Linked DNA regions of Homo sapiens: region 2 is linked to region 1. Evidence: chromatin contacts called from ENCODE Hi-C or POLR2A ChIA-PET data. All regions are on one chromosome and are shown on one strand. The core of a region is the stretch at or near the end of the contact, and the rest is flanking DNA. Distances in the headings are between cores, read along the strand shown. Region 1 holds the start of LINC02602 (long intergenic non-protein coding RNA 2602). Region 2 holds the start of LOC124904503 (a long non-coding RNA gene).

Region 1 (6,242 bases), core at 1,227-3,726:
CTGCCAGTAACTCTGCAACCTTCAGCAGATTACCCAGCATCCCTAAAACCCAGTTTCCTCATCTATAACCAAGGATATAATTGCACGGCACCTGCCTTCTCAGGTATTGTTAAGATTAGATGCCACAGGTGTAAGAGCAGATAGGATAGTAGGATCTTGATAAAGATTAGCTATTATTTTGGATGCTGTAATTCTTAGGTCTCACCCAACTGAACCGGTAGATATCTTTGATATCTTTCCTTCTTCACTCTTGTCTAGGACAGGGAAAGCCTTTCTTATCTATGGGTCCAGGGCAGTTCGATATCCTTGCTGGTTACTTTGTTATTTCTTCGTAAGTGTAGGGTTACAGCGGGAAAGACCTTGAGAGTTGTCTCTTTTAGCATTGTACATTGGCTAAAGTGGAGGGGAATCTGTCCCCAAAAATGGCAGAGTGGGAATATTCTGACCCTTCTGAGCACGGCTGACAGTGTGAGCCATGGAGAATGATGACATTTTTCAGCAACAGAACTGTCAATGGATGTGTTACAGCTATTTTAGTGCCTTCTCCCCTCCTGGAGAAAAGCCATTTTCAAACCCGTTGCTTGCAATGCATTAAGTGATGAAATACAGATAACAAATTGCGCATTTGTTTGGCTTCATGCTTATTACACCCCCGGTTCTGGAAAGCATTGCACTTAGCCCCTTAATAATCCCTCTCCTGAGATCAATTACTAGGATTTATCTGGTTCCTCGAGCATAAAAGTGTTTTATTGTTTTTACTTTTGCTCCAAGTGAAGTGTGAGTGGGTAGGCCAGGTTAAAATGGACTGTCCCAGACAAGAATATGAAGCTGGGATCATTGGCCCTGCTTTTACTGTCTACCAGGTCCTCATGACCAGGAAAGGGGGGAATATTTGGAAGCCACTTCCCTGGGGAGGCACCAGGTCCAGATGTCCTCATCTCTGGCTATTTGCACGTATATAGAACACAGGTCTGCAGGTGCCTAGGAAGGTGGGTGCTGTTCCACGGGAGAAGCTGGAAAGCAGAACCAAGTTACCATCTCAGACCAAATCGTTTTTCCTCTAGAATTTCACTGTAATCCAAACCAGTTGAACATTTGAGAAGAACTGGGTACCATGAAAAGGGGTAATGGAATTAGCTTTCATGTTTTTCCAGGACTCTAAACCATATTTCCTGTCACAACTGTACATTATTAATACAAGGCATCTGTTAGCGCACAACTGCCTGAAAATGTGCACCCAAAAACCTTACATCTGGTTTCAATAATTTATTTCTGACATTTGTAGTTGGTGGTGGTGGGGAGTGGGGGGAGGATGGGAAAAAGGGGGGAATTAAAGCAAGATGTTGCCTTTAACCCATCAGAAGCTCCTGTTGGAGCCGAAAGCTGGAGTTCTTAACGTGGTTTCTGCATTAGGTAATATATTAATTTAGCAGCAAATAGCAAGACTCCGGGCCTGGTGGGTGTGGGTGCCCGCTCGCTTTTATCCTGCCTTCTCTGGCTGCAGCAATTAGCTTCCTCTTGCGAAGGGGATTAGGAGGACCACCCCCCAGCGGCGGGGGTTGGGGGGCTCTCGCAGAGCTGTCAGGTGTCATTCGGCTTACCCAGCCCCCCCACCACTCCCCGCCCCTGCAATTAACTCCCTCTCCCGCTTTGCCAGCCCCTCACCCGCACAGAGACAAAGAGGCCTGTTCCCGAGGTGTCCGACCTCCTGCCCCCTTGGCGGGCCCCGCCCGGGTTCCTCCAGCAGGAATCGCCCCAGGCGCTGGGAGCCAGAGCTGGCCGGGTCTGACACCCGCCCCAGACTTTCCACGATCAGGTTTCAGCTCGACTAACGAGGGGGAAAGAAAGAACGCGCGACTTCCGCGGGCCGGAGCCGCGCGGGGGCCCGGGGGAAACGCCGGCCTGGTCTGGGTGGGAGGGGACGCGAAGAGGCTCCGGGCTCGGCCAGTGTCTGCCCCGGGACTGGGCCCTGGGACTAGGCGGGGCACAGGTGTCCCAGGAGGGGGCGCCCTGACTTGACGCGAACGGGCCACCTGTCCCTCCCACGCCTGCGCTGCCACCCGCCCTGCTCCGCCATCGCCTCCTCCAAAGCTCCCCGGATCCTCCGAGGCGTCGTCGTCCGAGTTGTTCTGCGGGAGGAACTTCTGCTAAAGCCGGTCCTCGAGTCCCCCCCGCCTCAGGAGGGGCAGCGCCCGGATTGTCTTAAGTACAACACTTGCCAAAAGGGGCTCTTTGGGATTTGGGACTTTTTTTCCTAAGCAACAGACGTACCTTTCCAGACTCACCAACTTAGAAGCACAGGTTTTCTGTTTGTTTCATTATTAGACTTTCAAAGATCATCATGTCCCACAGCCTCCTCCTTTTCCAGATGAGGGGACTGAAAATCAGAAACATTTTGCCTTTTGCTCAAGGTCACACAGCTCAAGTTCACTGGGCGGCTGGGACTAGAGGGTCCGAATATTCTGCAGCTATGATATGAAAAAAATAAGTTTGGCTGGAGGGTGGAGGGCATCCAGGTCTGTCCTGGCCAGCCGGCGGGGAGGCTCAGCCCAGGGTTCAGATTTTCCTGGAGCCAGTCCACCAGCGGTCAGGCCACATGTGAGTAATGAAGAATTGAGTGTTGTGTACTTTAGGCTGGTCTCCCTCTTCCTGGCCCCCTTCCCCGGCCTTAACTTCCTTTTGGAGTCCCTACTGACTTCTGGGTGTCCACCATGGGCCCTGTTGGAAAAATTTCAGCTCCATCCCAGAATAAAAGGAATGAAAACCTGGGGAAAGGAGCCAAGAAGGAAAAGCCACAAATTCGCATCTGGCCGAGGCAGAGGGAGCAGCTCCAAGAGCCTGCAGAAATGCACTGTGACTGCTGTTTGCAGAGGTTCAGCTGCCAGAGGCTCGGATGCCCTCCTGGGTCCTGCTCCTGAGAAATCAGAGCAGGCAAGAGAGAAGACACATGTTCCCCACCAAATTTTTCCTGCCGCCAAGTCCTTCAGGTTTCTGCAGACCATGGGGAAGAACAAGAACTATGGAGTCAGGCAAGAGGTAGCTGGAATTCCAACTCCCCAACCCATTAGATGGGGCCTTGAGTAAGTGACTCAACCTCTCTAAGCCTCAGTTTCTTTGCCTGTTACATGAGGGGAACAACAGGACCATTATGAGGACTTATATAACGTGTACTATATAAAGCACTTAACACAGTTCTTGTACCTAGGGCTACATTGTAACTTTTGTGGGTTTTAGGCATTTTGGCCTTCGCGGCCATGAGCCCTTCATCAAAAACAAAAATTAAAAAATACAAAAATATTTTATGGCTGCATTTGTATAAAGATGAACATAATAATATTATGTAGTAAAGCATTTTTTTTTTTGAAATGGAGTCTTGCTCTGTGGCCCAGGCTGGAGTGCAGTGGCACGATCTTGGCTCACTGAAACCTCTGCCCACTGGGTTCAAGCGATTCTCCTGCCTCAGCCTCCTGAGTAGCTGGGATTACAGGCACCTGCCACCATGCCTGGCTAATTTTTGTATTTTTTGTAGAGACGGGGTTTCACCATGTTGGCCAGGCTGCTCTCGAACTCCTGGCCTCAAGTGATCTACCCACCTTGGCTTCCCATACAGGCTTGAGCCACCGTGCCCAGCCAGTACTAAAGCATTTCTTAATCTAAAAATATTATATATTGTTTTGTTTCTACAAAGAAATTAAAACATTTCCATGGGCCCCCAAAAGCACTGTGGGCCCTCGGCACTGTGCCTAATGGATGTCAGCCCTGCTTGTCTCCCAGCTCAGGATCTGCTTTTAGGGTAGCCCAAACAAAGACACAGGGGCATGTCTATGACGTGTGAGGAGCCACAGCAAAGAGACAACCGAGAGAAGAGTGTAATGAGTGAGGGTGGGGGGAAGGAGGAGAGAAATAGCTTTCATAAACTCAGCGTCCTCCCAATCCTCTTGCAATCACATGGGGTTGCTGTTGTAGCCCTCCCTGCAGGATCTGTCAGGACTGTGCTTCCCGTACGTCAGGTCTGCCCTCTGCACCATCAGCCCTCTATCTCCACTCCCTCTGCTCATACCCAGGCAGGTAGGTAGTGTAAAGCCCACCTTCCTCTATAGGCCCCTCTCAGTAGTTCCTCTTCACAGACGGGCATTTATCCTACCAGGATTCTAGTCCCTCTTGCCAAGGAGAGATCCCAGGCTTTGGGGCAACACTGCCCTAGCCTCCTGAGCCCCACATGTGGAATATCTGGCCATGCCTTCCCACCTACTTTTCTCCTCAGGGCAGGCCCACCTCCGGGGTACTTTTCAACGCAGAGAGCCTCAGAGATTGGACATGAGAGAAAAAGGTGCTCTCCTGCATGATATTAGCTTTTCTTCCATCTGAAGTCACAAGGCTGGGTCATACAGTCAGTCCCTGGGGGCACATAGCTCTTAGGATTCGCTCCTAGCTACCAGGCAACTGGCAGAGACTAAACAGCTTATGTTTCTAAGAGGGAGTGGCTAGTGTTTATCAAAGACTGATGTGTGGGCTCCAGCAGCCTCTCCAGACAGTGGCTGAGGCCTGTCCTGAGCTCTGGGAAAGCAGGAAGTCCCCGGCTGGGCTGGGGCTTGCTGGCTTTGCAGGAGCACTGGCAGGATCTGAGGAAAGCGTTCCTCACAGATGTCTCCTTCAGAGGCTGGTGGATTCCTTAACAGCTAATTAGTGAGAAGTCGCTACCATGATGGGGGCTGACCTAGGCCTTCCTCCACCTCCTCCTTGGGGTTGAGACCCCAGGAGAGACCAGCAATGCTTTACTATGGTCGTATTTCCTCCCCGACGTCAATGCTTTCTTTAGGAATCATCTCTTCAGTTTAAGCCTTTTCTCAGAAACCAGCTTTTCTCTGACAAGTTTGCAGCTCAAAAGGAACTGGCTCCTCTTACTGTTGAAATCGGGCACATCTGGAAGCAGTAAACTTTTCAGCAGGCTGAGGGGGAAGAAAAGATGTCTTGTAGGGGACAGATTCACCTCTGGGACTAATTATTCTTTATATTTCACCCGTCACGTTTACTATCTTTGTCAGAGCAAAGAGACAATAAGTGATCTCATTAAATCCCAGAAAGATGCTTCTCCCCTTCAAGGAGAACCTCTCAACACCCTGTCCTCTGACAAGGGCCATGTCACTGAGGTTGGCACAGGGGCCTGGGAATCAGGGATGGGTGGGGCAGAGGCGCTTCCAAATGCTTTTCTTCATTTGAATATAGTGTCTGTGTTTTCTATTGCTGGAAATACCCTTGTGGGTCTGAAATCAAAGTCTTCTCTGGCCACATTTTCCCCAGACGTAGGCTCCCTTTGGAAAGACAGAAATGAGAGGGGATCGGTCGTGGGGTTAAAAAAAATCATTTTGGGGGAATTCTGAACCAGCTCTTCTTCTCCCTTCTTCCTATCAAAAACTCATCCTGTGGCTGGCTGCGTTGGCTCACACCTGTAATCCCAGCACTTTCGGAGGCTGACGCAAGAGGATTGCTTGTGCTCAGGAGTTCAAGACTAGCCTGGGCAACATGGTGAAACCCTGTCTCTCCAAAAAATACAAAAATTAGCCAGTAGTCTGAACTGGGAGGCTGAAGTGGGAGGATGGCTTGAGCCTAGGAGGTTGAGGCTGCAGTGAGCTGAGATTGTACCACTGCACTCCAGACTGGGTGACAGAGTGAGACCCTGTCTCAAAAACAAACAAATGAAACATCCTGGTAAAAAGACCAGAGAAGACACTGAGTCAGATTCTTCCAGGGCTGGGTGACAGTTGTATGAAACCCCTATTAACCCCAGTGAGTAAGGCACCAAGTTCAAGAGGCTGAAGATGAGACCCAGAGCCAGCAAATGAGACATGGGGTTTTATTAGAGGCTTCCATACAGGGGGACATCGGGCCGGACAACATAATCGAGTGGCCTAGTGGCAGTGGGCTGGGCAGGAAAACTGCAATGGCCTCCAAATCTCATGCAGTTTGTATAGCATTTTCACTTAACACCCTCCCCCTAACAGCTTTCACCCAGCAGAGTTCATTTAGCCCCAAAACTCAGGGCCTTAATCCCCTGTACCACCATGTCCCATAGGATGGGCCAGGGACTCAGATGTTCTGCATAGACAAGGAATGAATCTCCTGGTTGGCTACTCCCAGATTCCCTAGCTCAGAACACACATTCTGGTGCATCTGCCATACAGGGTCATTCTGAGGATATGCTAAACTTAATGCTGACAGGTGCGTTTACCCTACAATGACCC
Region 2 (6,242 bases), core at 636-3,135, 70 kb after region 1:
TGGATTGCACTGTGGCTGGGGCTCCTGGAGGTGTGCGGTGTGTACCCTGGGCCGGTTTGCAAGCCCCTCTCTTTTCTGTTGTTACTAAATGTTGCCTGTGGTCTGACGCTTGGCTTGCTGTTTGCATCTGGTGTGTGTGAATCTGCCCCTTGATCCTACTCTGAAACCAGCATTATTTCATGATTATATTTTAGTGACAGCACTCTCTCCTGGGTTTCCTTCTGGATAGCTCCTTTTTGGTTTCTTGAGGTTTTTATACTTTTGTTGATCTGATATGCATTAATATTTCCCCATTCTTGTCTATGTACTCTTTGTCCTTTTTTGGGGGGGAATCTCAGCCATTCTGGTGGTTTTGTCCCACCCTTATACTGAGAACTTGTAAGTCTTTATCTCCAGCTTAGAGCATTCCTTTGAGCTCCACCCGCATCCATGCAGTTGCCTACAGGACATCGCACAGACCTCAGCATCGGCTCCCACAGCATTCCTTCCTGCATCATGGCACTGATCAGCACTATCATAGTTTCTTATTCTGTGTTTGTCTATCTTCCCCAGCATACAGTAAGCCCCAGGAAGACAAAAGCCACGCCAGTCTGGTTCCATTTCATTGCTAGTATCTTGTACTGTGTCTGGTTACTGTACCTCCTCAAGAAGTGTTGGCAGATTTTATTTTATCTTTTGTTTCAAATCAACTGTATTGTTTACTTACAAACATGCTCATTACCATTATATGACTATTTTATTATATTTTGTTAGCATTATATCATAGCGGATCCAATCACCATAGTTTTGTGGCATAGTCTGTGTCAAAATTTCTTTTTTTTTTTTTTCTTTTCTTTTTTGAGATGGAGTCTTGCTCTTGTTGCCCAAGCTGGAGTGCAATGGCATAATCTTGGCTCAATGCAACCTCTGCCTCCCAGTTGAAGCAATTCTCCTGCCTCATTCTCCTGACCATGCCACCACACCTGGCTAATTTTTGTATTTTTAGTAGAGATGGGGTTTCACCACATTGGTCAGGCTGGTCTCAAACTCCTGAACTTGTAATCCGCCCGTCTTGGCCTCCCAAAGTTTTGGGATTACAGGCGTGAGCCACCATGCCCGGCCCAAAATTTCTAACAGCGTGTGCACATGGGCCATTTGCAGTAACCCTTCCCATGTTTTCCTGTGTTGGAAACTCTTCTCCTTTGCTGTCTCCTTTTGTGACCCTTATTACAAGCCAAGTTTCCATCAGTGGCTCTACATATTTCCAGGAACTTAGGTCACAGAACACTGGAAAGCAAGGTCAAGGAGTGTGGTATGTTTCCGTGCCTGCACCTTAGTCCACTGGCTGCTTTTCCAGGACATAGTCCAATTCTTTCAGTGCTTCAGCTCTTCAGCCAGCCCAGTTTTGTTTAGATTTGTGACTAACGAAGACTTTTTTTTTTTGGTCAGAACACGAAGAGGAGCTGGACCAGGAATTTGAGCTGGAGACTGACACTTTATTTGGAGGATTAAAGAAGGTACAAAGTGGATGCATAATAAATCTCAGTTTTCAAACCTGATTTCAATATTTCACATCACATTTGTATTTGGAGTCGATCCAGGTATCAGATTCAGCAGCAATCTGGAATGAAGCACCCTTTTTGCCGTAAAGGTGTGAGTGTGCTGTGTTGGGGAAGGCGTTCCCAGGGTCTCTATGTTCTTGTCCCCTGTACTCTTCTGAAGATACCAGAAATGTGACTAACCTTATCAGTTAGGACAGTTTTCACTTTTGTAAAGCTCAGAAACTTCCTACTTGACCTAGCCAGATCCATCAGAATCACATGCGGCCCCTGGACGCTCCTATACCAACTGCCGGCAGCTGCAGGAACATCTTCCTTCTGGCCTCTGAGTGTCCCTGGCTGTCCATGCTGCTGCAGAGCATGCTGGGAATTCACATCCCTCGTCCCTCTGGTAGGGCGGTGCCAGGTGGCTGGCTCGCTTGTCTTCAGCAGCAGCTCATTTTGTCTACTTTGGTAGCAGGCAGAGTGGCCACTGTTCTTTCACATACCCATGTCTTTCTAGATGTGACCAGTAGCACTTCTGTGCTAGAGTATATATTCTGGGTAGGTACCAGACCCTTCTCTTCCAGTTGAGAGATGCCTGACTACTTTTTTCTCCCACCAGAACCCCTGTCCCTTTTAGGCTGGGGTTCTTCTCATTCTTCTCCATTCAGTTTCTCAGGACCCCATTTCAGCTATGACTTGGACTGTAGGGGGTCCAGGGCCCAGGTCATGGTGGGGGCTTCGGGTCAAGGCTAATTATTGGCTGTATATTTGTTTTCTAAGTATTTTTATATGTTTTTAAAATGTTATCAGAGCAGTTTGTTTTGTTTTGTTTTCTATTTTTACTTTATGTAATATACCAAATAGATTACAGATTCAATCAGCCTTTTGTGGGCTGGCTTGGGACATAAAAGACACCTTGCATTCCAGGTTCTGAACACTCTGCTTGCAAATGAACTTTTGCAAGACAGTTCATTTCCAAGTTGGGTACTGCCTGTACTAATATTTTTCTATTGAAAGTTGCAGATCTTGCTTGAATTGTAACAAATGTAGCTCAATTTCCATTTTGATTTGCTAGGGTAGCCTGTTCCTTTCTCCCAGCTCTGTACAGAGCCATATGTAAGATACAAGGCCCATGTTTTTCTGTAACTGAGAAGAGCATCCTGCCCTGCATGGGGTGCCATTCTTGGCTTTTGTCGCTCTACCCACCAGATGCTTCCATGAAAACTTAGATGTAAATTGAATTTTCATCCATGGCATCCATTTCTAGATGTTTCTTATTTAAATAAGCCCTTTTTAGGATTGTTAATAAGAATGTAATGTGGGTAGTATTGTGCCCACTTCAGAGATGAGGAAATCTGGGAAGCTTTGTCACAAAGTGGAATTTGAGATGAAATAGGAGGTAGCCTTTCTGAGTGTCTCAGATCTACTCTTTACGAATGTAACACTAGCGGATGTCTTACAGCAGAAAAAAAGATGATTTTTTTTTCCTTTTAGAGTTAAAATTCAAGCATTTTAGATAATATTGGAAATATAGAATTATTTGCCAAGGCAAAAATAAGCAGACACATTTGAAAGACTTTTAGCTGCAGAGGAACAATGGTGAGGCAGCGTGAGAAAGTGAACACAGGGTCAGGCCCCAACAAGTTTTGGAGCTGCCACAGATTTCATGATCAAGGGCAGGCTCAGCCCAGCCATGCGTTGCTACTTCCAGACAAAGCGGCCTTGTCTTCACTGACTTCCCAGCTCTTGTCACTTCACTGGGTCAAGCCCAGCTGCTTGACTCCCTGCAGAGGCTCCAGAGTCCTGCAGAGATGACCCCTTCTCAGTGCTCTCCACAACAGCTCTCATAACAGGTCTGGGGTCGGGAGTGTTGTTGCTCAGGCCAATTCTGCCTTCACAGAAAAGTCCACGTGGCACAGACACACACACTCTGGGAGCTCCAAGGATTCCGTCTTTTGCCATCCTGACAAATCTGTCCATCCCTCTGTCTGACTATCCATTCATCTACCAGTGCTCTGAGCACCTCTCATCTTCTCATCTCTCTACTTCTCATCACCTTGCATGTGGGGTGGGTGGTTTGGAGCCCTAGAATTTACGGAGGAAATGGGTCCTGGTGAATATCCGGCAGAGGAAGGACATTGATATGGGTCCTTAGGATCAAGATACTCCTTGCTGAATATTTCTTTTCTCAGAGGCTGTAGGAAGTGGCAAGCACATGCTATTTTGGTCCAAATTCTAATCAAAAGAAGATATTAGATGTGACTAGAAATCATGACCTTTAGAAGAAAGCTTAGTTTTCTGACCAGCCCATCCCTTGAATGTTAGTCTGCAGCTGGGTTGGTAAACCTCAGTACTGCTGACAGTTTTTTTTTTTTTTTTTTTTTTTTTGAGACGGAGTCTCCCTCTGTTGCCCAGGCTGGAGTGCAGTGGTGTGATCTTGGCTCACTGCAACCTCTGCCTCCTGGGTTCCAGTGATTCTCCCACATCAGCTTCCTGAGTAGCTAGGATTACAGGCACCTGCAACCACATCCAGCTAATTTTTTTTATTTTTAGTAGAGATGGGGTTTCGCCATATTAGCCATGCTGGTCTCAAACTCCCAACCTCAGGTGATCCACCTGCATTGGCCTCCCAAAATACTGGGATTACAGGTGTGGGCCACCATGCCTGGCTGACATTTTATTTTGTTGAGATAGGGTCTCGCTCTGTAACCCAGGCTGGAGTGCAGTGGCACAATCTTGGCTCACTGCAACCTCCATCTCTCAGGTTCAAACAATTCTCTTGCCTCAGTCTCTTGAGTAGCTGGGATTATAGGCACACACCACCACGCCTGGCCAATTTTTGTATTTTTAATAGAGATGGGGTTTCACCACGTTGGCTAGGCTGGTCTCAAACTCCTGACCTCAAGTGATCCACCTGCCTCAGCCTCTCAAAGTGCTGGCATTAGAATCATGAGCCACCATGCCTGGCCACATTTTATTAAAAAAAATTTTTTTTTTTGAAGAGATGTGATCCTGCTCTGTCACCCAGGCTGGAGTACAGTGGTTGTAATCATAGCTCACTGGAGACTTGAACTCCTAGGCTCAAACGATCCTTCTGCCTCAGCCTCTTGAGTAGCTGGGACTACAGACATGCACCACCATACCTGGCTGATTTTTAATATTTTGTAGAGATGGGGTCTCACTATATTACCCAGGCTGGTCTTGAACTCCTAGCCTCAGCCTTCCAAAGCACTGGGGTTACAGGTGTGAGCTATGCTGCCTGGCCACTACTGACATTCTAGATTAGATGGCTGTTGTGGTGAGCTGCTCTGGACGTTGTACAATGCTTATCAGAGTCCCTGGACTCTACCTAGTAGATGCTAGCAGCATTTCCTGCCCTAAGCCTTAACAATTTTAAAAAGTGGGCTGGGTGTGGTGGCTCACTCCTGTAATCCCAGCACTTGGGAAGGCTAAGACCAGCGATCATTGAGGTCAGGAGTAGCCTGGCCAACATGATGAAACTCCATGTCTACTAAAAATACAAAAATTACAGCCAGGTGTGTGCCTGTAATCCCAGCTACTCCAGGGACTGAGACACAAGAATTGCTTGAACCCGGGAGGTGGAGGTTGTAGTGAGCAGAGATCGTGCCACTGCACTCTGCACTCCAGCCTGGGTGTCAGAGTGAGACCTTGTCTCTAAAAATAAAATCAAAAACAAGAAACAATTTAAAAAGTCTCCATGCATTGCCAAATGCCCCCAGGAGGCAAAAATCATCCCCTTTTAAGAGCAGCTGGTCTATAGCAATATTTAAGGGCTCTTAAATGACCACTCCCTTGGTCATGCCGATTTGCCATTCTTACCTTTACTCATCCTGTTCCTCTTCTGGATTGGGGCTCACGCCTTCCCTGTCCGGCCCTTACTCAGACTTCAGATCATAGCTGGCTCCCTGTCACGAAGCATTGCCTGAAGCTCAAGCTGAGCTTGGTGCTCATAGTTCCTGACACTTCCCTGCCTCTCTCTTTACTTCCTTCCACAAATACAGCTTTCAATGAGAGTGTCTCTGTGCTCAAGTCCATATGGAGCGCTGGGGACAGTGGTGAGCCAGACAGACAACATTCCTATGCTAGTTTCTCCTACTAGGGACAGGCTGACCGCAAACAAATGAACAATGGCCACAGATTGAGCTAAATGACATGAAGGCAGTAAACAGGGTGATAGGATAGCACTCTTTTGGGTGAAATCGTGTACCCTATTATGACAAATTTATTTGTAGAATTTTATTTGATGTTGTCCTTTCTGACTTAGATTGTGGGTCCCACAAAAGCAGGGCTGGGATTTAATCATTTCTGTATCTTCAATGCCTGGAGCAGAGTCAGTGAGTATTTTATTGAATTTAACTGCAGGAAAGAGTGAAGGGCCAGGTTGCAGCATGGAGGTGAGAAATACATTGGTCCTACGTGCCTCTAGATAGCCATGTAGGTAAGTGGGCTAAGTGGGACAGTGTGTAGAGTCAGAGTAGGGAGACACCATTCTGGGCACAAAAAATCACAAACTGCTTCTGGGAGAAGGGGGCTGACCTTCACCTGAGCTCCAGAGAATGAGTAGGATTTGGCAAGATCATCAGTAGAGGAGATGCTGTTCCAGTGGTGTTGCTATGGTTAGAAAAGGGAAGAATGTATTAGGGAAATGGTGAGTCAAAGTGAAGCTTCACTTAGGGCAGTGAAAGGGAGCTGGACCTG

What was found. Hi-C counts contacts between places; a loop is a spot of excess contacts on that map. ChIA-PET counts read pairs that join two places held with the same protein, here RNA polymerase II (POLR2A). Pooled maps may share reads with other maps.
Region 2: a loop to region 1 is called in a pooled map, with 7 times the contacts of the local background. The contact joins the enhancer-like site here to the promoter of LINC02602 in region 1. A Hi-C loop is called at or near these places in 3 of 50 pooled maps. POLR2A ChIA-PET finds 5 or more read pairs at or near these places in 9 of 52 experiments (A673, BJ, H1 and 4 more).

What each region holds. Positions count from the first base shown.
Region 1 is chr1:210,290,673-210,296,914 of GRCh38, forward strand. LINC02602 (long intergenic non-protein coding RNA 2602) reads right to left here and starts at 2,477. Exons shown (of 2, transcript NR_183451.1): 1 at 2,272-2,477.
Region 2 is chr1:210,361,424-210,367,665 of GRCh38, forward strand. HHAT (hedgehog acyltransferase) reads left to right here. Exons shown (of 12, transcript NM_018194.6): 3 at 1,429-1,496. It overlaps LOC124904503 (a long non-coding RNA gene), which reads right to left and starts at 5,523. Exons shown (of 2, transcript XR_007066866.1): 1 at 5,364-5,523; 2 at 1,455-3,758. Within about 2 kb of position 1,886, at least 5 of the 41 ENCODE cell types and tissues checked have a DNase peak (open chromatin) inside an H3K27ac peak, as active enhancers do.